Linked DNA regions of Homo sapiens: all the other regions are linked to region 3. A link is an interaction called in ENCODE POLR2A ChIA-PET data of the cell type or tissue named here. Cell type or tissue: HepG2. All regions are shown on one strand. Links, peaks and the distances in the headings refer to the core of each region. The heading gives the core; the rest is flanking DNA. Region 1 has its middle 6.6 kb from the start of PTPN2. Region 2 has its middle 14 kb from the start of SEH1L. Region 3 has its middle 18 kb from the start of LINC01882.

Region 1 (8,092 bases), core at 1,955-6,954, 160 kb before region 3:
TTCAAAAGAAGAGAGGTGGGCCGGGCGCGGTGGCTCACGCCTGTAATCCCAGCACTTTCAGAGGATGAGGCGGGCGGATCACCTGAGGTCGGGAGTTCGAGACCAGCCTGACCAACATGGAGAAACCCCGTCTCTACTAAAAATACAAAGTTAGCCGGATGTGGTGGCGCATGCCTGTAACCCCAGCTACTCAGGAGACAGAAGCAGGAGAATCGTTTGAACCTGGGAGACTAGGGTTGTGGTGAGCCGAGATCGCACCATTGCACTCCAGCCTGGGCAACAAGAGCGAAACTCCATCAAAAAAAAAAAAAAAAAAAAGGGACGAGTTATGTCTGAAAAAGATATTACAACATTTTTATGTAATAGGAAATTTGGAAACAATAGAACGTCCAACAAAGATTCACTGTTATTCTTGCAATCACATTGACTTTTCTTTTCTTTTCTTTTTTTTTGAGACGGAGCCTTGCTCTGTCACCCAGGCTGGAGTGCAGTGGCGCGATCTCGGCTCACTGCAAGCTCCGCCTCCTGGGTTCACGCCATTCTCCTGCCTCAGCCTCCCGAGTAGCTGGGAATACAGGTGCCCACCACCACGCCCAGCTAATTTTTTGTATTTTTAGTAGAGGCGGGATTTCACTACGTTAGCCAGGATGGTCTCAATCTCCTGACCTCGGGATCCGCCCACCTCGGCCTCCCAAAGTGCTGGGATTACAGGCGTGAGCCACCGTGCCCGGCCACATTGACTTTTCATCTACTATAATCAGGCACCATACTGGTACCCAATGGTGGTACCCAAGGTCGAGCATCAGGATAGAGCAGGAGACAGGAAGAGGATGAAATCTTTATTAAGGCAGCAGCAGGGGGAGACAGAGAGCAGAGCATTGATTTGAGAGATTTCTTGGGAGGCAAGAAGCAACAGAAACCAGCGACCCATTAGACACAGAAGATAAAGGATAGAGAGATGTTGAAGATGACTTCCAGGTTTGTAGCTTGGTTGAATAAGTGATGCCATTAGCTGTGATAGGGAAAACAGGGAAAGAAGACAGTTTTATAGACAAGGTTTTTTTGTGTTTTTTTTTGAGATGGAGTTTCGCTCTTGTTGCCCAGGCTGAAGTACAGTGGCACAATCTCGGCTCACTGCGACCTCCGCCTCCCAGGTTCAAGCGATTCTCCTGCCTCAACCTCCCGGGTAGCTGGGATTACAGGGGCGTACCACCAAGCCCGGCTAATTTTTGTATTTTTAGTAGGATGGGATTTCATTATGTTAGCCAGGCTGGTCTCGAACTCCTGACCTCAGGTTATCCACTCGCCTCGGCCTCCCAAAGTGCCGGGACTACAGGCGTGAGCCACCACGCCTGGCCTATAGACAAGGTCTTGAATTCAGATGTGATAAGCTGAGCTGGAGAAGCTTTAATTGCTTCAACACTGTTTCACTTCTATGAGCCCTCATACTAGTTGAATATGAGCCAGGGCCCCTGGACTCCTTGGGGTCATTTGTCACAGCAGCAGTAGGAAAGGAATACAGTGTGTGTTCCTGCCAAAGCCATGGGCCTGCTGTGGCTGTGCTCCTTCACAGAAAGCCACATTGCCCATCTGATAGCCCTCTCCTGCCCTCTCTCTGGGTTTTGGTAACTGCTCCTGTCCCCTGCACCTTCAGACCCATGGATTGGTAGAATTTCCACACAGTTGTTAACCCTGAGTGTTTAGCCCTGAGTGTTTAGATTTCTTCTAATCTTGTCCACAACTCTGTAAATCATTCTGTCCTTAAACTCTCTTTAATTACCTTTCTTAGTGTGCCAACGGTTTCACAACTGTACATCCTCTGGGACACTGATGGATGCAGACTCAAAATTATCAAAATAAATAAAAAGCTCTAGATTTCAAGAATTAAGGAGACTTGAGAACCATCTAACACATACAAAGGAATATGGTTCTAACAAAGTACTCAAGAACTAATCATTTTAGGGACTGGCATGGTGGCGCATACCTGTAATCCCAATGCTTTGGGAGGCCAAGGCAGGAGGATCACTTGAAGCCAGGAATTTGAGACTGGCCTGGGCAACATAGTGAGACTCCATCTCTACAAAAGAAATTTAAAAATTAGCCGGGCGTGGTACATGCCTGTAGTCCCAGCTCTGGAGGCTGAGATGGGAGGCTCTCTTGAGCCCAAGAGTTGGAGTCTGCAGTAAGCTATGATCGCACCATTGTACCCCAGCCTGGGAGACAGAATGAGATCCTGTCTCTAAAACAACAACAAAAGACACATGAATCATTTTTAGAATACTGATCAAAGTCACCTAGTTTTCATCTTCCTTTATCCATTATTTATTCTTTCTTCCAAGACTAATCAAGGCAAAATTGTGATATTTATCTTAACAACGTGGTAAAGTATATATCTGTCACTCTCTGGTAACTTCTCTTCCAACAGATTTTTATGCCACCCTTTGTCCTCTGGAATGGTTCAATGCAGCTTGATTTGCTAGGACTGTACTTCTATTGTAGAACCCCAAACTCAGACCTGTGTACCCCATGAGCAGCTGGGGCCAAACACTGAGACACTGGTGCTTGGAGATAGAGAAAGGTTTATTCAATTTGACCAAGGCAAGAGGGCAGGAGGGCAAGATCTCTCAAATCTGTCTTAACAAAAAGGTGAAGCAGGGAGTTTTTGTGCAGCTAGACAAAAGGGAGGGGGAGTTTCAGGGAACCGATGGGAAAGTCTGTGTTTCTTCAGTCTCAGATAGTGCCTTGAACAACCAGACTTCTGGGCATCAACAGCCGGTCATGACATCCTTAACAGCATCCATTCCCTCTGCAAAAATGTTTTGTGACCTTGAAGTTATCTTCTCCTCTTGGTGAAGAAACAGCACATCAGCAGTTTATCATTATATTGAGGGAGCAAGGGATATTGGCAGAAAGCGGGCAGTTAACATGTGCAAGCAGGCAAGGGCCTGATCAGAATGTTCATGGTTTCAGCCACTAAAAATGCGGGGTGCTGAAATCTCAAAGGGCCCGGTTACACTCCTCACTCCCCCAGTCAACATTCATTCACCCCGCAGGTGTAAGACCTATAGCTGCTTCCAGTTCCTGCCACTCTGGTGGGGTGAGGTATTATCTCATTATAGGAGTAACTGGCATTCTCTAGTGACTAATGAGGGTAAGGTTCATATGCTTACTGGCCATTTGGATATCCTCTTCACAAAATGCCTACTCAAAAATCTCTTGCCCGTTTTCCTATTAAGCTATCTTTCTCATACTGACTTGTAGGCGTTCTTTATTTTGGGCCTGAGTCTTTTGGGGAAGTATTCACTGCAAAACGTCTACTCTGCAGTTCACCCTTTTCCTTAATGCTGTCATTTGATGAACAGAAATCCTTAATTTTAAGGTACTTCCATTCAAAAGTTTTTTCATTGAGAAGCTTAAGGATTTTTTTTCATTGAGAAGCTGAGGGATGAAACTCTAAGGAGTCCCAGATCTTCTTAGAGAAGGCGTGCCTCTAGCCCGCTGCATGGAGAGCCCTCCCTGTGGGGGTGCATTTGTGGAACTAGCTGGAAACCTTGTACAGCTGGCTGCCATATCAAATGACCATGGACTTGGTGGCTTAAGACAACACCATTTATCCTCACTTAGTTCTAGAGGCCAGAAGTCCAAAACCAAGGTGTCTGCAGGGCTCTGCTCCCTTGGAAGGGTTCAGGGAGGAGCCTTCATTGCCTCTTCCAGCTTCTGGGTGCTCCAGGTGTTCCCCGTAGCTGAGTGACTAACCTCTGCCTCCATCTTCATATGGCCCTTTCCTGTCTCAAATCTCTCCCTGCCCTTCTCCTAGAAGGACAGTTGTCATTGGATTTAGGGCTCACCCTGATAATCCAAGATGATCTGATCTTAGGATTTGTAGCTCAATCTGCAAATACCCTTTTTTCATAGAAGGTCACATTCACAGGTTCCAGGCAGACACATTTTTGAGAGGCCCCCATTCAATCTACTCTATTGCCCTCTGGGTGTATGGGAAAGTTGCTCACGGGGAGATGTCTCACGGGAGGTACTCTGCTACAGACGCACCCCCAGGAGCAAGGTGCTGGGGGAGGCTGCTGGTCACTGGAGTCAGCCCAGCAAGCACAGTTCCCCTGTGCGGTTCCCAGCAAGCCCTTTCTCCTTAAGTGTCTCTCCACTCCCCCTACTGACAAAGCTTAACACTGTGTCAGCTGGCAAAGGAAAAATATTTAAAGGGCCCAGATCCATTCTCATAGAGAAGGTGAAAAAGGAAGCCTTGAGCTTAATGTCAATAAATTGATAACTGACATATTTAGGGACTATGATAGTTCATTGGAAGGCCTACCACATATTCTGTGTAGTTGGGTTAGGTAGTTATTTTTGGAAGTTTTTTTTTTTTTTGAGACAGAGTCTCACTCTGTCACCCAGGGTGGAGTGCAACAGGCGCCGTCTTGGTTCACTGCAACCTCTGCCTCCCAGGCTCAAGCAATTGTCTTGCCTAGCCTCCTGAGTAGCTGAGATTACAGGCATGTGCCACCACACCCAGCTTTTTTTTTGAGACGGAATCTTACTGTGTTGCCCAGGCTGGAGTGCAGTGGCGCAATCTTGGCTCACGGCAACCTCTGCCTCTCAGGTTTGAGCGATTCTCCTGCCTCAGTCTCCTGAGTCACTGGGATTATAGGCACGCGTGACTACGCCCAGCTTATTTTTATATTTTTAGTAGAGACTAGGTTTCATCATGTCGGCCAGGCTGACTCACTCACCTTGGTCCCACAGAGTGCTGCAATTATAGGTGTGAGCCACCACACAGAGCCTGAAATTTTTTTTTTTTTTTTTTTTTTTGAGACGGAGTCTCGCTCTTTCGCCCAGGCTGGAGTGCAGTGGCGCCATCTCGGCTCACTGCGAGCTCCGCCTCCTGGGTTCACGCCATTCTCCTGCCTCAGCCTCCCCAGTAGCTGGGACTACAGGCGCCCACCACCACGCCCGGCTAATTTTTTGTATTTTTAGTAGAGACGGGGTTTCACCGTGTTAGCCAGGATGGTCTCGATCTCCTGACCTCGTGATCCGCCCGTCTCGGCCTCCCAAAGTGCTGGGATTACAGGCGTGAGCCACCGCGCCCAGCCCCGAAAGTTTTTTTAAAAACCGTAATTTATTTGGTCTTTTACTAAAACCATTTTTGGAGGCTGTGGATGAAGCTGAATAAATATTAGGATTTTTTGTTTGATACATTAATTGCATTTGGTCCAAACCTAGGCAGCAGATATACTTTGTGGCTCCAAAATATGGAATGAGTGAATCCCCATCTTGATCCTATGTGGCTCATATCTATCACTTTGTAATTGCTGGCAATTTTAGAGAATTTAGGTGCATTATGTGGCTTTGAAGCCATATACAGTCTTTTGCTATATTCACTAGGTGATGGTAGTTTATGAAATACTGTGTAAGATAATGTGCCTGGTTTCCATTTCTAAATGAAATACCGTTTATTTTTATTTAAATTAAAAAAGTTTTCACTCGAGTGAGGAATTTTTTAGTTTTATTGAGGTTAGCATACATATAATAAAGTCCAAAAAATCTTAAATGTGGAGCTCAATGACATTTTATACACACATGTACAAATACGTGTATATTATACACAACAGTGTACCACCAACCAAATCAAGATATGGAATATTTCCAGGACCCCTGAAGATTCTCTCATGCTTCTTCCCAGGCAACACCCCCACCCTACCAGAGGCAGCCCCCAGCTGCCTCCAGAGGTAATCACTATTCTGTTGTCTATTTTTGAACTTCATATAAAATGGAAACATATAGTTATGCTCTTTTGGATGTAGCACCATTTATTGAAGACACATTACTTTAAGCCTTTGTGAAATACACACACACAAAGATACACACCGGATGACTATATGTGTGAACCTGTTTCTGGACTTTGTTTAGTTCCACTGGTCAGCTTGCCTTGGTCAGCTTGCCTTTCCTTGCGTCGATACCACATATCTTTATAAGAGATCTTGATATCTGGAGGGATAATGTCTTCCAGATCTGTTCTTCTTGGCTACTTTTGGCCCTTGAGTTCTTCTTTAGACTCTATTCTGTTCCATTCTTCTATTTGTCTATCTTCACACTAAGAACACGCTGTTTTAATTATCGTAGCTTTAGAGTAAATCTTATTATCTGGTGAGGTAAAACTTCCATTTTCTTCTTCCTTAAGATTATTTTGGCTATTCTTGGCCCCTTGCATTTTTATTTGTAAATGGTAGCATCAGCTTGTCAATTTCCACTACAAAAATATGGTGAGATTTTGATTGAGATTGCACTGAATTCATACATGACTTTGAGAAGCACTGGCAACTTTACAATACTAAAGTTTCCAAGACATTACATCGTATATCCTTCCATTTATTTAGCTCTTCTTTCATTCCTCTGAGTGATATGTTGTGGTTTTCAGACTAGAGGTTTTGCTAATCTTTTGTTAAGAATTTTTCGGAATAGTTTATATTCCAATGTTTAAAAATTTTCTAGTTGCTGTTGCTATGTAGAAATACAACTGCTTTTTCTGCCGGGCGCAGTGGCTCACACCTGTAATCCCAGCACTTTGGGAGGCCAAGGTGGGCGGATCACGAGGTCAGGAGATCAAGACTATACTGGCTAACACGGTGAAACCCCATCTCTACTAAAAAATTAGCCAGGCGTGGTGGCGGGCACCTGTATTCCCAACTACTTGGGAGGCTGAGGCGGGAGAATGGCGTGAACCCAGGAGGCAGAGGTTGCAATGAGCTGAGATTGCACCGCTGCACTCCAGCCTGGGCGACAGAGTGACTCCATCAAAAAAAAAAAAAAAAATACAACTGCTTTTTCTTATATTGACTTTGTTTTCAAAGACATCTCTAAATTCAATTTTTTTTTCTAATTTTTTTATTTTTAGAGATGGAGTCTCACTATGTTACCCAGGCTGGTCTCCAACTACTGGCCTCAAGTGATCCTCCCACTTTGACTTCCCAAAGTGCTCGGATTACAGGTGTGAGCCACTGCACCTAGCCTAAATTCACTTATTAATCTAATAGTTGACCTGTAGATTACTTTGGATTTTCTATGTGTACAATATATTGGCTATAATATCAACTTTGTTTCATCCTTTCCAATCATTATACCACTTCTTAATTTTCCTCACTTGTTGCTATAACTATACAGTATAGAACAGAAGTGATGATAGTGGCCATCCTTATCCTGTGTCCAAGCTCAAGTGCGGGTGCAATCACTCAGAAAACTGTTCAGCAGTGTATGATGAACATATAGATACACTGCAATCCAGCAATCCCACTCCTAGACATATGCCCACAAGAAATGAGTGTATGTCTACCAAAAGACAAGGACAAACATGTCCTTAATGGTTCTCTTCATGAGAAGGCCAAACTGGAAACAACCAAATTCAGAACAAATAAATGGTAGTAGACTCAAACAATCATATGCTATTTAGCAGCAAGAATGAACAAACTATTCCTACAACGTGGATGACTCTCACTAACTTGAGCAAAAGCAGTCAGACATTAAAAAGCACATATTATATAATTAAACAAAGTTCAAAAAAGGCAAAACTAATCTACGGTGTTAGAGGGCTTGGGGCTGGTTACTCAAGGGGGAGGATTTAGGATGGCGCTCCAGGGGCTTTCTGGAGGAGAGATAAATTTCCTGTTCTTGGCCTGAGTATTGATAGACAGCTATGTTCACTCTGTAAAAACTCCCTGAGCTATGCACTTGTGATTTGTGTGCATTTTTGTGTATATTTCAATTAAAAGTTTATTAAAAACTACATATATTTAACTGAAGTTCATTCTCACTGTAATCTGTACAATCTGAATTTGTATAACAAATGTCTGCCCAGCTCTATAAATGTACAGCTCTTGTAGACACCAGGCTTTTAGGCTGTATTTTGATATGCTTGTGCCTCTGAAGTTCTAGCTATAAGGGTAGTCTGTTTGTGCTGCTATAATGAAATAGCTGCAACTGTGTCATTTGCAAATAACAGAAATTTATTTCTCACAGTTCTGAAGGCTGAGAAGTCCAAGGTCAAGGCACCAGCAGGTTTGGTGTCTGCTGAAGGCCCATTCCT
Region 2 (8,092 bases), core at 1,410-6,409, 200 kb before region 3:
CTTCTAGTCCTGATACACAATCTTATCAGTTCACGCCCCTATCTATGGCCTCATACAGAGTTTCCTACAATCAGTTGACTGAGGAAGACGAGACGAGATATACCAGGCACATAGGTGGTTCTGCATGATATGCAGGCACCCCAATATGGACAACTACAGCATAATAGTCCCTTTCTGGGACATCCCCAAGAAACAGTGGTGAAGGGAATTCCTCCCAGTGGGAGCAATCCCCAACTTTGGGCAATGAATCCAGTGGTTTTTGTTTGGAAGGAGACATGGCAAGAGGTATAATTGTATATTCACTTATGAGATTTTGCTTGATGGTCAGGGACTTAGAAGGAACATTATTGGAAATTGGTGACAAGGAAATTTGATGTCTCTCTCTCTCTGAATGAGCAAAAAATGGAAGATATTTGTGTTCCATATGAATGCCCACCAAACGGTGACATCTACAGAGGAGAATTTTAATAATAGAATAGAATGACCTGTTCTGTGGATGCGAGGCGGTTTCTTTCCGTAGCCACCCCTGTCATGCCCAGTGAGTTCACGAACAAAGCAGCCATGGTGTCAGGATGGAGGTTACACATGGGTTCAGCAATATGGACTTCCACCCACTAAGGCCAACCTGGCTACACCCACCACCGAGTGCCCAATCTGTCAGTGGTAGAGACCAACACTGAGGCTCCAATATGGCACCATTCCCCGGGATGATCAGCCAGCTACAGGTGGCATGTTGGTTACATTGGACTCCTTCCATCATGGTAGGTCGGTATTTTGTCCTTCCTGGGGTGGACACTTAGTCTGAATATGGATTTGCTTTCCCTGTACACAATGCCTCTGCCAAAATTTATCCATGGAGCCACAGAATGCCATATTCACCACTGTGGTAGGTTCCACAAAGCATTGCTTCTATCCTATTCAGCCCGTTCTATTCTATTCACTGTTCTAATCTGCCTACTGCTTCAGGATGGTGGGGAACATGGTGAGACCAGTGACTTCCAAGAGCCTGTGCCCATTGCTGCACTTTTTTTTGCTGTGAAGTGAGTGCCTTGATCAGAACAGTGAAACGGCGTTTTGAAGACTCAGATACAGTGTCAGGTAGGTGGTAATGCCTTGCAGGGCTGGGGCAATATTCTCCAGGAGGTTGTGTATGCTCTGAATTAGCACCCAAGGGGCTGGGGGTGGTGGCTCATGCCTGTAATCCCAGTACTTTGGGAGGCTGAGGTTGGGGGATCGCTTGAGCTCAGGAGTTTGAAACCAGCCTGAGACACATAGCAAGACCCTGTCTCTATTTAAAAAAAAAAAAAAAAAAGTTTAAAAATTAGCTGGGCGTGGTGGCATGCAGCTGTACTCCCAGCTACTCAGGAAGCTGAGATGGGAGGGTCACTTGGGCCCGGAAGGCCAAGTCTGCAGTGAGCCTTGATCATGCCACTGTACTCCAGCTTGGGTGACAGAACAAGACCCTGTCTCAAAATAAATAAATATAAGTTAGCATCCAATATAGGGTGCTGCTTCGCCAATAGCCATGATACATAAGTCCAGGAATCAAGGGATGGAAATGGAGTTGGCACCATTCACTATTACCCCTATACTGACCCACTAGCAAAATGTTTTCTTCCTGTTCTGTAACCTAATGCTCTGCTGATCTAAAAGTCTTAGTTCCAAAGGGAAGAGTGCTTCCACCAGGAAACACAACAGTGATTCCACCAAACTCTCAGTTAACGTGCCACCCAGCCACTTGGGGCTCCTCATGCTTCTGAGTCAACAGGCTAAGAAGGGAGCTGCTGTGTTTTCTGGGGTGATTGGTCCTGGCTACCAAGGGAAAATTGGGCTGCTACTCCCCGACGGAGGTAAGTAAGAGTGCATCTGGAGTACAGGAGATCTCAATGTTACTCTGCACTGTGATTCAGATCAATGGAAAACTATAACAACCTAATTCAGGCCATACTACTAAATGGTCCAAACTCTTCAGGAAGGAAGGTTTGGGTCACCCCACCAGGTGACAAACCATGACCAGCTGAGGTGCTTGCTGAGGGCAAAGGGAATCTGGAATGGGTAGTGGAAGCAGATGGTTATAAATACCAGCTAAACCACATGGCCAGTTACAAAAATGGGGACTGTAATTGTTACGAGTATTTCTTCCTTATTTGGTTACAAATGTGTTGTGTGTGTGTGTGTTTAGAAAATATATTTGTCTTCTTCTCTCTCTTATTCCCTTATATTACATAAGACATATCTTAATATTTCAGTTACAGGATACCAAAGAGAAGAGTAAACATGACCCAAGAACCCTACGTCCTCTTCTGGGGAAGGTTTAGTGTGTCTCTGGTTTTACCCAAGATAGTTGAATCAGGTGAGGTGCAAGTATGATTTTGCTGTTATCTGGAGATTAAGTATAGTTTAAGGAGATATGTAGAGGTGCCACGTTGACAAACAGTTGACTGCAGTAGTTAATTTTATTTATTTATTTATTTATTTGAGACAGGGTCTTACTCTGTTGTCAGGCTGGAGTGCAGAGGTGTGATCTCGGCTCACTGCAACCTCAGCCTCCCAGGCTCAAGTGATTCTCCTGCCTCAGCCTCCTAAGTAGCTGAGACTAAAGTGCGCGCCACCACACCCAGCTAATTTTTGTATTTTTAGTAGAGACAGGGTTTCACCATGTTGGCCAGGATAGTCTTGATCTCTTGACCTCGTGATCCACCCACCTCGGCCTCCCAAAGTGCTGGGATTACAGGCGTGAGCCACCGCGCCCAGCCTGCAGTAGTTAATTTTATGTGTCACTGTGGTTAAGCTATGGTGCCCAGTTGTTTGCTCAAACACTAGGTCTAGAAGTTGCTGTGAAGATATTTTGTAGGTATGATTAATATCTACAATCCATTGACTTTAAGGAGATTACCCTCAATAATGAGAGTGAGCCTCACCCATTCAGTTGAAGGACTTGAGAGCAAAGACTCTCAAGAGAGCAGGGAAAAAGAAGGAATTCTGCCTCAAGTCTGTAACACAGAAATCCTACCAGACTTTTTCTGGTTTGCTGACCTGCCCTACAGATTATAGACCAGCCAGGCCCCACAATCACATGAGCCAATTCCCTTAAATAAATTCCTTTAAAATATATCCATAGATCTCCCATTAGTTCTCTGCGAAACCTTGACTGGTACAGTTAGTTTCACTTGTTTTGTGAAGTTTCACTTGTTTTGTGCTTCCTGTACATGAAATTACACAATCTATACTTTTCCTACCCAGCTCCTTTTGTTCTACATGACATTTGTGAGCTTCATTCCTACTTTCCTCAGGTTCATCCGTGAACTGTGTGTGAGCTGCGGGGTCAGACCCACCGTCTGCATGTGTAGCATTCCTGTGAGACAGGAGCCAGCAGGCGGCACTATGACATCGCATATGGAACTTGGAAACGTCCTGTAACTGCAAATTCCTAGGTGTCAGCCACAGCTGAATTTTTCAGTGGTCTGTCACAGGGCAGGCAGCTTATCGTCAAACTGGAAATAAAATCTTTACATTTCTAAATTTGATGTTAATTGAGTTGATAAAATTTGGCCGGGCGCGGTGGCTCATGCCTTTACCAGCAGTTTGGGAGGCTGAGGCAGGCAGATGACTTAAGGTCAGGAGTTCGCGACTAGCCTGGCCAACACGGCGAGACCCCGTCTCTACTAAAAATACAAAAATTAGCTGGGTGTGGTGGTGATCACCTGTAATCCCAGCTACTCGGGAGGCTGAGGCAGGAGAATTGCTTGAGCCCTGGAAGCGGTGGGTGCAGTGAGCCAAGATCACGCCACTGCACTCCAGCCTGGGCGACAGAGTGAGACTCTGTCTCAGAAATAATAATAATAATAAAATAAAATAAAATTGAAGTGCTCAGGACACGAGAGGCCTTCACAGAAGTAAGCTGTGGCAGGGGGAGAGGAGAGGGGCTGATGTGCCCTCAGCCCAGCACTAGGGAGTGTCAACGCCCTGGAGGGGTCTGGTACTTTACTTGCCAGCTAATGCGTTGCGCCGTCACAGACTAGTGGATATGGATACTGGCAGGAGCTGTGTTATGTATTTTTTTTTTTTATAGACAGGGTCTCACTCTGTTGCCCAGGCTGGAGTGCAGTGATGCAATCATCGCTCACTGCAGCCTCAAATTCCTGGGCTCAAGCGATCCTCCTGCCTCAGCACCCCCAAAGTTCTGGGACTACAGGCATGAACCACTGTGCCTAGCTAGAAGCCGTGTTATTATTTACAACAATCACTATAGCCATAGTACCCACATTTCCTTGCCCTAAGTCCTAGCATGTGGGGCCGGATGACACCTGCACAAGCAGTGGCTTGCAATTCATGACAATCTCTGAGCTTGGGGACCCTGAATGTTTGACAATGGGCAGTAAGCCTGCCTACCCATTTGCTCTGGAAAGAGCTGCTCTTTCTATCTTCCAAGCAACTGCCCTTTGTTGTAAGCAGTGTAAGCAAACTGCCCATTGCTTTGGAGAAAGACACTATTGTTTGTCTTCCAAGGCTGTTCATTTCACCAACATTGTTGAAAAGGTAACCCAGAACAAAGGGAAGGCAGACATGCAAAGACTGCAAGGCATGCAAAAATGTGAAACACCCAGGGAGACTCATCTGGCAACAGGAGTATAGAGGATGAGGAGGGTCCTCTTCCTCTGGGAGGTGTGGTGGGGAGAAAAATGTGCTGCTAGAATGGAGAAGGTGGCTGCAGAATGGCACCTCTAGGCTTTCTGAGGATTCACATCAGTCCTCTGCACCAGGAGGCTGCCATCTGCATAGTAACGGGCTGCCTGGGGCCCATGGCCTTGAGTGGCATTCCCCTCTGGAACTTTTGGGCAGTGGTGTTCTTCTTGTCTCCCCGTAGCAAGCACTGGAGAAAATGTCATGCAGACATCCTTTGCTCCTCACTCCTGTGCTCTGGAGGGGAGAGCCTATCTAAACCAAAAGAAGCCCCGAGTGCATGTTTTCCTTTCTGACTGAGGTCGAAGGCGAGAGAAGGCTCTTGCAGAGGCAGTAGCAGTGCTGAGAAGGGCAGAGCCAGGTGGCAGGAACCCAGGAGAGCCACCTTTCTACCTTAGGTCAACAGTCCTGCTGTTGAGGGAAACCCTTGCTATTCTAGCCTCTCTCTTAGTGTCCAAGCAGCAACAGTTGGGGCAGGGATGAAGGGCTCAATCTCTTTCCTGTGAAGGGGTCAGAGAGCATTTTGGATTGCCTTGCCAAGAAGAGTATATGTTGCAGGCCAGGGATGCCTGCAGTGGCTTGGAATAAGGGAAGGGAGGGTCTTCCTCGCTGACTTCCCTGGGATCTTTTCTTCCCACCATAATTTGTATTATGTATTGAAAGGACACAATTGGAGTAAAATTACAGAATTACAGACTTTCACTGGAGGAAAGGACCTCAGAGATGGCCTAGTCCAGTAGTTTCTTAGCTGAGATCCTGGGACTACTCAGGCCTTCACGGATGGGTTTCAGGGATCCAACCTTCTCCTAGTGCGATGCATTTGAGTTTCCAGAAGTTTGTCAGGTGACTGGGATCAAACCATTCCTAGGTGACGGGTAAGTAACAGAACAGATGGGTCTCTGGAGTTTGGGCAAGAAGAAGTCGTTGTAGCCAGGCAGAGTCAGACACGGCTGGGCATCAGGAAGCAGCCCTTGGGCCAGAGAAGTTCTCAGGCCGTTGTGCATCGTGGTGGCAATGGCAGCAACCTTGGGGTCCAGCAGCTTCAGCGTCCTCCACTATAACCTGCAGGAAGGAAACTTTATGATGCCTTATGTCAAGAATTTAGTATTTAAGCAACACAATAAAAAATGGCTAGGTGTTCCTATTTAGATGGACTTTGCTGGGGTGTGAGAGTCATTTTGTGAGTCCTGGGGGAGAACACTGCACAGACAAGACGGGACCCCAGGTGCCAGACTGGAGGCCCTGAACTTCATCCTGTAAGCAGAGGAGAGCAATTGGCAGTCCATAAGCAAGGAAACTGGCAACCACTGCAAGAACTGCAGGAATTGCCTCTGGAAGACACTGGAAGAATGAGAGAGTAGGGAAGGAAGCACAGGGTCTTCCCAAGCATTATTTGCCTGGTACACAGTAAGTTCTTATAAATATTTGGAGAGAGAAAGAGAAGAAGAGAGAATGCTTCACGATCAGTCCTACCAACATACTTGTAAGAATCAGCTGGGATCCACTTCAATCTTTCTGTAAAGGGAGAAATAGGAATGCATGCCGCCACCAGTACTCCTCACTGCTATTGTAACTAACGTTTGCATGTCCTCTTCCCCTTGTCACAAAGGGCAGTTACTGTTCCCAAGTTCTTATGTTGTAATGGGGCTTGTTGTCCTGGGACCTGGGAAAGAAAATAGTTTTCGGTTAATGCGACCACTACCCCAGGGCCCGTTTATTTGGGACAGCTGATGTGTAATGCTATAGTCTAGGGAGACATGGAAATTTTTTTGTAGGTCACTCTTAAGAAATAGTTTGAGATGGCGCTGGAAACTTCCTGAGCCCTTTGGGTTCCAATATTCTAGGTGGAGATTTAGTCCTCGCTCTGACATCTCAACCAAGTTCATTTTGAGCATCACAGTATGGTGGCTGAATAATGGCCCCTCAAGTATGTCCATGTCCCAATCCCCAGGACCTGTGAATAGGTTACTTTACATGGTAAAGGACCTCTGCAAATGTGAGCAAGTTAAGAGCCTTGAGATGGGGAGATGGTCGTGGCTTATTTGGGTGGGCTCAGTGTGACGGAACAGTCCTTGTAAGGGGGTTGCAGGAGGGTCAGTGTCAGAGGAGGTGATGTGATTGGAGTGATGCGGCCATGTCTTGCAGTGGGACACTGGCTTCCCTTTGTTCTGGGTTACCTTTTCAAGAATGTTGGTGAAATGAACAGCCTTGGAAGACAAACAATAGTGTCTTTCTCCAAAGCAAAGGGCAGTTTGCTTACACTGCTTACAACAAAGGGCAGTTGCTTGGAAGATAGAGTCGCTCTTTCCAGAGCAAATAGACAGCCCTGGAAGCTGGAAGGGGCAGGGCAGGTGCTATGGTCTGAATGTTTGTGTCTCCCCAAATTCATGTGTTTCATTCTAACCCCCAAGGTGATGATATTGGGAGGTGGGGTCTTGGGGAGGTGATTAGGTTTTGACGGTGGACCCTCATGATTGAAATTGGCATCCCTGTAAAAGAGATCCACCAAAAGAGCTAGCTTGCCCCTTCCAGTGAGAAGATGAGCCCTTACCAGACACCAAATCCATCTTGATCTTGGACTTCCCAGCCTCCACACTATGAGAAATACATTTCTGTTGTTTAGAAGCCACCCAATTTGTGGTATTTTGTTATAGTAGCCCAAATAGACTAAAGCAGAATGGATATTCTCCAGGGGCCTCCTTAAGACTAATTTTAAACTTCTGATCTCTAGAACTGTAAGAACAAATTTGAGTTGTTTTAAGCGAAGTGCGTGGCCATCTGTTACACAGCAAGCCATTGATTCTCATGACGGATGCTCTGTTGGTCTCCCCTCCCCCTGAGAACTGTGCTGGCCTGGCACAGTGGTCTTCAGCTTTACTTTCCCTTGGAATCCTGTGGAAAACTTTTGAAGATCCTCTTGCCCAGGATCTGCCCCAGATTAACTGAATGAGAATCTCTGGGAGCAGGACCCAGCATTGTCATCATTATTACTTTTGTAAATAGAGAAATAATCCACATGACACCGAAATGTACATATTATTAGATGTTTACTTCAAAGACACTTGACAGTTGTAGACACCCCTGTAACCACCACTGAAACGAGATACAGAGCATCCCCATCACAACGGAAGGTTATTTCTATAATGCCCCTTGCAATGAACTCCAACCCCAAGAGGCAACCACTTTCAGACTTCCATCACAATAGATGAGTTTTATCTCTTCTTAGACCTCATATAAATGGAATCACATGGCTTGTTTTTTTGGTGGGTCTGGCTCCTTTTGCTCAAAAAAATGTTTTTGAGATTCACCCATGTGGTTGTATGTTCCTTTTTATTGCTGAGTAACATTTGGTTACATGAATATATCGTGATGTATTTATCTATTTTGATGGTGATGGATTTTTGAATTG
Region 3 (7,938 bases), core at 2,939-7,938:
CTATTATGAATAACACTGTAATGAACATGGTGCACAAATAACTCTTTGAGATCCTGATTCTGCTTCTTTTGGACATATACCCCAGAAGTAGGATTGCTGGGTTATATTATGTCTATTTTAATTCTTTGAGGAACCTCCATATTGTTGTCCATAGCAAGTGCACCATTTTACAGTCCCACCAAAAGTGTCCAAGAGTTCAAGTTTCTCCACGTCTTCATCAATGCTTGTATTTTTTTCTTTTAATAATGGCCAACCTAATGGGTATGAGGTGATACCTCACGTGGTTTGTTTTGTTTTGTTTTTGAGATGGAGTCTCACTCGGTTGCCCAGGCTGGAGTGTAGTGGTGCGATCTCGGCTCACTGCAACCTCCACCTCCCGGGTTCAAGTGATTCTCCAGCCTCCTGAGTAACTAGGATTACAGGTGCACACCACCATGCCCAGCTAATTTGTGCATTTTTTAAGTAGAGACGGGGTTTTATTATGTTGGCCAGGCTGCTCTCGAACTCCTAACCTCAGGTGATCTGCCCACCTTGGCCTCCCACAGTGCTGGGATTACAGGCATGAGGCACTGTGCCGGCCTGTTTTGTTTTGTTTTGTTTTGTGAGATGGAGTCTCATTCTGTCACCCAGGCTGGAGTGCAGTGGTGCAATCTCAGCTCACTGCAACCTCCGCCTCCAGGCTCAAGTGATTCTTCTGCCCCAGCCGCCCAAGTAGCTGGGACTACAGGGGTATGCCACCACGCCTAGTTAATTTTTGTGTTTTTAGTAGAGATGGGGTTTCACCATGTTGGCCAGCCTGGTCTTGAATTCCTGTAATCCTCCCGCCTCGGCCTCCCAAAATGCTGGGATTACAGACTACATGTGGTTTTAGTTTGCATTTCTCTGATGATTAGAGATGTTGAGCACCTTTTCATACACTTGCTCACTTGTATATCTTCATTGAAGAAATGTCTATTCTTTGCCCATATTTTTATTTTTGTTTATTTATTTATTTAATTTTGAGACAGAGTCTCGCTCTGCTGCCCAAGCTGGAGTGCAGTGGTGTGATCTCAGCTCACTGCAACCTCCACCTCTTGGGTTCAAATGATTCTCCTGCCTCAGCCTCCTGAGTAGCTGGGATTATAGGCGCCCACGACCACGTCCAGCTAATTTTTGTACTTTTAGTAGAAACGGGGCTTCGCCATATTGGCCGGGCTGGTCTCGAACTCCTGACCTCAGGTGATCCGCCCGCCTCGGCCTCCCAAAGTGCTGGGATTACAGGCATGAGTCACCGTTCCTGGCCTAGTTTTATTTATTTATTTTCAGATGGAGCCTCATGCTGCTGCCCAGGCGGGAGTACAGTGGCATGATCTCAGCTCATTGCAACATCCACCTCCTGGGTTCAAGCAGTCCTCGTGCCTCAGCCTCCCAAGTAGCTTGGATTACAAGCACGTGCCACCATGCCCTGCTAAGTTTTGTATTTTCAGTAAATACAGGGTTTTGCCATGTTGGCCAGGCTGGTCTTGAACTCCTGACCTCAGGTGATCCGCCTGCCTCGGCCTCCCAAAGTGCTGGGATTACAGGTGTGAGACACCCCGCCCAGCCCATTTTTAAAAAATTTTTAATTTTTATGGGTACATAGTAGGCATATATATATATATATATATATATATATATATATATATATATATGATACTCGCATTTTGATACGAGAATATAATGTATAATAATAATATCAGGGTAAACGAGGTATCCCTTGAACATTTAAAAATATATATTCTGGATGTTAGCCCTTTATCAGATAAATGATTTTCAAGTATTTTCTCCCATTCTGTAGGTTTCTTTTTCACTGTGTTGTTTTCTTTGCTGTGCAGAAGTTTTTGATGTAGTCCCATTTGTCTATTTTATATTTTGTTACCTGTGCCTTTGGTGTCATAGCCAAGAAATCATTGCCCTTCTCCTAATGTTATGAAGTTTCTCCCCTATGTTTTCTTTTAGTTTCGTAGTTTCAGGTCTTAGGTTTAGGTCTTTAATTCATTTTGAATTAATTTTTGTATATGATGTAGATTAAGGGCCCATTTTTTTCTTTCCTACGTGGATATGCAATTTTCGCGGCATCATTTGTTGAAGAGCTATCCTTTCTTCATTGTGTAGTCTTGGCATCTTAGTTGAAGATCTTTGACAGTAAACATGAGGGTTTATTTCTGGGCTCTGTATTTTGTTCCATTGGTCTATATGTCTGTCTTTATGCCAATTCCATATTGTTTCAATTACTATAGCTTTGTAATATGCCTTGTATTTTGTTCTGGGCTCTGTATTTTGTTCCATTGGTCTATATGTCTGTCTTTATGCCAGTACCATATTGTTTCAATTACTCTAACATTGTAATATGCTTTGAAATCAGGAAGCGTGAGGTCTCCAGCTTTGTTCTTTTTCAAGGTTATTTGGGGTCCTTTTAGATTCAATATGAATTTAGGATTTTTTTTCTGTGTCTGCAAAAAAAAAAGCCATTGAGATTTTGATACAGATTGCGTTGAATCTGTAGACTGCTTCAGGTAGTATGGACAGCTTATCAATACTAAGTCTTCCAATCCATGAACATGAGATGTATTTCTATTTATTTGTGTCTTCTTTAATCTCTTTCAGCAATGTCTTATCATTTTCATTATATAACTCTTTTGCCTCCTTGGTTTAGTTTATTACTATTTTATTCTCTCTTTTTTTTTTGTTTTTTTTTGTTTTTTGAGACGGAGTCTCGCTCTGTCACCAGGCTGGAGTGCAGTGGCGTGATCTCGGACACTGCAACCTCTGCCTCTCCGGTTCAAGCGGTTCTTCTGCCCCAGCCTCCCAAATAGCTGGGACTACAGGCTCGCGCCACCACGCCCAGTTAACTTTGTATTTTTAGTAGAGATGGGGTTTCACCATGTTGGCCAGGATGGTCTCAATCTCTTGACCTCATGATCTGCCTGCCTTGGCCTCCCAAAGTGCTGGGATTACAGGTATGAGCCGCCATGCCCAACTTATTTTATTCTCTTTTATGCTATTGTAAACGGGATGTTCTTTATTTATTTATTGGATTGTTCATTGTGTACAGAAACACAACTGATGCTGGAATGTTGATTTTGTATCCTGCAATTTTGCTGAATTCATTTATTAGTTTTAACATTTCATGGAATTTTAAGGGTTTTTTACATATGAGTTCATGTCCTCTGCTAACAGACAACATTTTGCTTCTTTTCCAATCTAGATGCATTTTTATTTCTTTTTCTTGTATATTTCTCTGGCTAGGACTTAAGAACTACATTGAATAAAATTGGTAAGAATGGAAAGCGTTCAGTTTTTCACCATTGAGTATGACTTTAGCTGTGGGCATTTCATATATGACCTTGACTACCAAGGTTGAAGTAATTTCCCTGGAGTCCTAGTTCATTGATTGTTTTGCATTGGAAGGGAGTTGAGTTTTGTCAAGTGCTTGTTCTGCGTGAATTGACATATGATCTTTGTCCTTTTTCTGTTAAGGTGTTGTAGTGCATTTATTCATTTCCATATGTTGAACCATCCTCACATCCAGGGATGAATTGCTTTTGGTCATGGTATATGATCCTGTTAATGTACTGTTGAATTTGGGTTGCTAGTACAGGCACACCTCATTGTATTGCCCCTCACTTTATTGTGCTATTCACAGCTATTGTGCTTTTTCACAAACTGAAGTTTTGTGGCAATTCTGTGTCAAGAAAGTTCTATTGTGCCGTTTTTTTCAACACCATGTACTTACTTTGGGTCTCTGTGTCACATCTTGGTAATTCTCAAGATATTTCAAACTTTCCCATTATTATTATATGTTATGGTAATCTGTGATCAGTGATCTTTGATGTTACTTGTTGTAATTGGTTTGGAGCACCGCAAATTGCACCCATGTAAGATAAAGAACTTAACTGATAAATGTGTGTGTTCTGACTGCGCCACCAACCAGCCATTTGTTCTCCCTTTTCTTTCCCTCTCCTTGGGCCTCCCTATTTCCTGAGATACAACAATATTGAAATGAGGCCTATTAATAACCCTACAGTGGCCTCTAAGTGTTCAAGTGAAAGGAAGAGTCACAAGTCTCTCACTTTGAATCAAAAGCTAAAAATGATTAAGCTTATTGAGGAAGGCATTCAAAAGCTCAGATAGGCCCAAAACTAAGCCTCTTCTATCAAACAGCTAGCCAAGTTGTGAAGGCAAAGAAAAAGTTTTTGAAGGAAATTAAAAGTGCTACTCCAGGCCGGGCACGGTGGCTCATGCCTGTAATCCCAGCACTTTGGGAGGCCGAGGCGGGAGGATCATCTGAGGTCAGGATTTCAAGAACAGCCTGGCTAAAATGGCCGAACCGCATCTCTACTGAAAATACAAAAAAAATTAGCTGGGCGTGGTGGTGCATGCCTGCAGTCCCAGCTACTCAGGAGGCTGAGGTGGGAGAATCGATTGAACCCGGGAGGCAGAGGTTGCCATGATCCAAGATTGTGCCACTGCACTCCAGCCTGGGCAACAAAGTGAGACTCTGTCTCAAAAACAAAAACAAAAAAAGTGCTACTCCAGTGAACGCAAATGATAGCAAAACAGCCTCCTCATTGCTGATGTGGAGAGTTTAGTGGTCTGAATAGAAGAGCAAACCATCCACAACATTTTCTGAAGCAAAAGCCTACCCCAGAGCAAGGCTGTACCTCTTTTTCAATTCTGTGAAGTCTGAGACAGGTGAGGAAGCTGCAGAAGAAAAGCTGGAAGCTAGCAGAGGTAGGTTTATGAGATTTAAGAAAAAACAGCTGTCTTCATACCGTAAACATGCAGGGTAAAGCAGCAAGTACTGATATAGAAGCTGCAGCAAGTTATCCAGAAGATCCAGCTAATTGGTGAAGGCGGCTACACAAAACAACAGATTTTCGTCCCAGTGCTGTGGCTCACGCCTGTAATCCCAGCACTTTGGGAGGCCGAGGCGGGCGGATCACGAGGTCAGGAGATAGAGACCATCCTGGCTAACACAGTGAAACCCCGTCTCTACTAAAAATACAAAAAAATTAGCCCGGCGTGGTGGCGGACGCCTGTAGGCTAGTCCCAGCTACTCCGGAGGCTGAGGCAGGAGAATGGCGTGAACTTGGTAGGCGGAGCTTGCAGTGAGCCGAGATCGCGCCACTGCACTCCAGCCTGGGCGACAGAGCAAGATTCTGTCTCAAACAAAACAAAACAAAAAACAGATTTTCAATGTAGATGAAACATTCTTCTATCAGAAGAAGAGGCCATCTAGGACTTTCATAGCTAGAAAGCAGAAGTCAATGCCTAGCTTCAAAGCTTCAAAGGACAGGCTGGCTTACTTGTTAGGGGCTAATGCAGCTGGTGACTTTAAGCTGAAGCCAATATTTACCATTCCAGAAATTCCAGGGCCCTTAAGAATTATGCTAAATCTCCTCTTCCTGTGCTCTATCAGTGGAACATCAAAGCCTGAATGGCAGCACATTTGTTTGAGCATGACTCACTGAATATTTTAATCCCACTGTTGAGACCTACCGCTCAGAAAAAAAGATTCCTTTCAAAATACCACCAGTCATTGACAATACACCTGGTCCCAAGAGCTCTGATGGAAATGTGCAAGGAGATTAATGTTGTTTTCATGCCTGCTAATATAACATCCATTCTGCAGCCCATGGATCAAGGAGTAATCTCAGCTTTCAAGTCTTATTTCAGAAATACATTTCCTAAGGTTATAGCTGCCATAAATAGTGATTCCTCTGATGGATCTGGGCAAAGTAAATTGAAAACTTTCTGAAAAGGATTCTCCATTTTAGATGACACTAAGTATATTTTGATTCATGGGAGGAGGTCAAAATATCAACATTAAGATAAGTCAGTTCCAACGTTCATGGATGACTTTGAGCAGTTCAAGACTTCAGTGAAAGAGGTAACTGCAAGATGGAAATAGCAAAAGAACTAAATTTAACAGTGGACCCTAAAGATGTGAATAAATTGCTGCAATCTCATGATAAAACTTGAAGAGATCAGGAGTGGCTTCTTATGGATGAGCAAAGAAAGTGGTTTCTTGAGATGGAATCTACTCCTGGTGAAGGTGCTGTGTACATTGTTGAAATGACAACAAAGGATTTTGGGATATTCCATAAACTTAGTTGACAAAGCAGCGGCAGGGTTTCAGAGGATTGACTTCAATTTTGAAAGAATATAGGTATTTACTTTGTGGTTATCCTGGGACTTACATGAGACATCTTATACTTGTAATAATCTATTTTAAGCTGATAACAACTTACTCAATCATATACAAAAACCACTTTTACAACTCTACTTTTAAATTATTGATGTAGGGCCAGGTGCAGTGGCTCATGCCTGTAACCCCAGCACTTTTGGAGGCCAAGGTGGGAGGATGGCTTGAGCTCAGGAGTTCAAAACCAGCCTGGACAACATAGCAAGATCTCTCATCTTAAAAAAATTATTTTTAAAATTTTTATTTCAATGGTTTTTGGGGTACAGGTGGTTTTTGGTTACCTGGATAAGTTCTTCAGTGGTGATTTCTGAGATTTTAGTGTACCCATCACCCAAGCAGTCTATGTTATAATCAACATGTAGTGTTTTATTCCTCACCCCCTCCAAACCTCCCTGGCTAAGTCCTCAAAGTCCATTATATCATTCTTTTTTTTTTTTTTTACCCTGAGATGGAGTCTTGTTTTGTTGCCTAGGCTGGAGTGCAGTGGTGCAATCTTGGCTCACTGCAACCTCCACCTCCTGGGTGATTCTTGTGCCTCACCCTCCCTAGTAGGTGGGACTACAAGCACATGCCGCCACATCCAGCTAATTTTTGTATTTTTTTTTTTTTGTAGAGACAGGGTTTCACCATGTTGGCCAGGCTGGTCTCGAACTCCTGGCCTCAAGTGATCCACCCACCTTGACATCCCAAAGTGCTGGGGTTACAGGTGTGAGCCACTGTGCCTGGCCTGCTAAAGTCCATTATATCATTCTTATGCCTTTGAGCCCTCATAGCTTAGCTCCCACTTGTGAGAGGTACAATATTTGGTTTTCCATTTCTGAGTTACTTTACTTAGAATAATGGCCTCTGGCTCCATCCAAGTTGCTGCAAAAGACATTATTTCATTCCTTTTTATGGCTGAAGAGTAGTACTCCACGATGAATATACCACATTTTCTTTATCCACTCATTGGTTGATGGTCACTTAGGTTGGTTCTATATCTTTGCAATTGTGAATTGTGCTGCTATAAACGTGTGTGCATGTGTCTTTTTCATATAATGACTTATTTTCCTTTGGGTATATACCCTGTAGTGGGATTGCTGGATCAGATGGTGTTCTACTTTTTGTTCTTTAAGGAATCTCCGCACTGTTTCCCATAGTGGTTGTACTAATTTACATTCCCACCAGCAGTGTAGAAGTGTTCCCTTTTCACCACATTCACACCAACATCTATTGTTTTTTTGACTTTTTAATTATGATCGTTCTTGCAGGAGTAAGGTGATATCTCATTGCGGTCTTAACATCTCCCTGATGATTAGCGATGTTGAGCATTTTTTCATGTTCGTTGGCTGCTTGTATATCTTCTTTTGAGAATTGTCTATTTATGTTCTTTGCCACTTTGTAATGGGATTATTTTTTTCTTGCTCATTTGAGTTCCTTATAGATTCTGGATATTATTCCTTTGTCGGATGCATAGTTTGCAAATTTCTCCCACTCTGTGGGTTGTCTGCTTACTCTGCTGTTTGTTTTGCTGTGCAAAAGCTAAAAAAAAAATTATTGATGTCACAAATTACACCTTTACATAGTGCGTACCCATTAAGATATTTTAACATATTTTTATAGTTACAGTGTTTGTTTTGATTTTTAGAGATGGGGCTTCACTTTTTTGCCCAGGCTGGTCTTAAACTCCTGGCTTCAAGAAATCTTCCCCAAGTGCTGGGATGACATGTGTG

Evidence for each region. ChIA-PET counts read pairs that join two places held together with the same protein. Peaks named below come from ENCODE experiments on the same cell type or tissue, not always from the same donor. Only the 100,000 strongest peaks of a DNase experiment are listed, where the experiment ranks them.
Region 1: POLR2A ChIA-PET joins it to region 3 with 11 read pairs; 22 of 35 experiments call an interaction of 5 or more read pairs at or near these places.
Region 2: POLR2A ChIA-PET joins it to region 3 with 13 read pairs; 12 of 35 experiments call an interaction of 5 or more read pairs at or near these places.

What each region holds. Positions count from the first base shown.
Region 1 is chr18:12,886,755-12,894,846 of GRCh38, reverse strand. No RefSeq gene overlaps it. Among named protein-coding and RNA genes, the nearest start is that of PTPN2, 6.6 kb to the right of the region's middle. In HepG2, for the core only: a CTCF peak has its summit at 4,158; a DNase peak (open chromatin) is centred at 4,156.
Region 2 is chr18:12,929,946-12,938,037 of GRCh38, reverse strand. No RefSeq gene overlaps it. Among named protein-coding and RNA genes, the nearest start is that of SEH1L, 14 kb to the left of the region's middle. RefSeq lists a silencer at 4,474-4,768. In HepG2, for the core only: a CTCF peak has its summit at 3,376 (motif pointing right); DNase peaks (open chromatin) are centred at 3,377 and 4,477.
Region 3 is chr18:12,727,857-12,735,794 of GRCh38, reverse strand. No RefSeq gene overlaps it. Among named protein-coding and RNA genes, the nearest start is that of LINC01882, 18 kb to the left of the region's middle. RefSeq lists a silencer at 1,297-1,463. In HepG2, for the core only: no CTCF peak of the experiment used is centred there; a DNase peak (open chromatin) is centred at 5,414; H3K4me3 peaks cover 2,048 bases.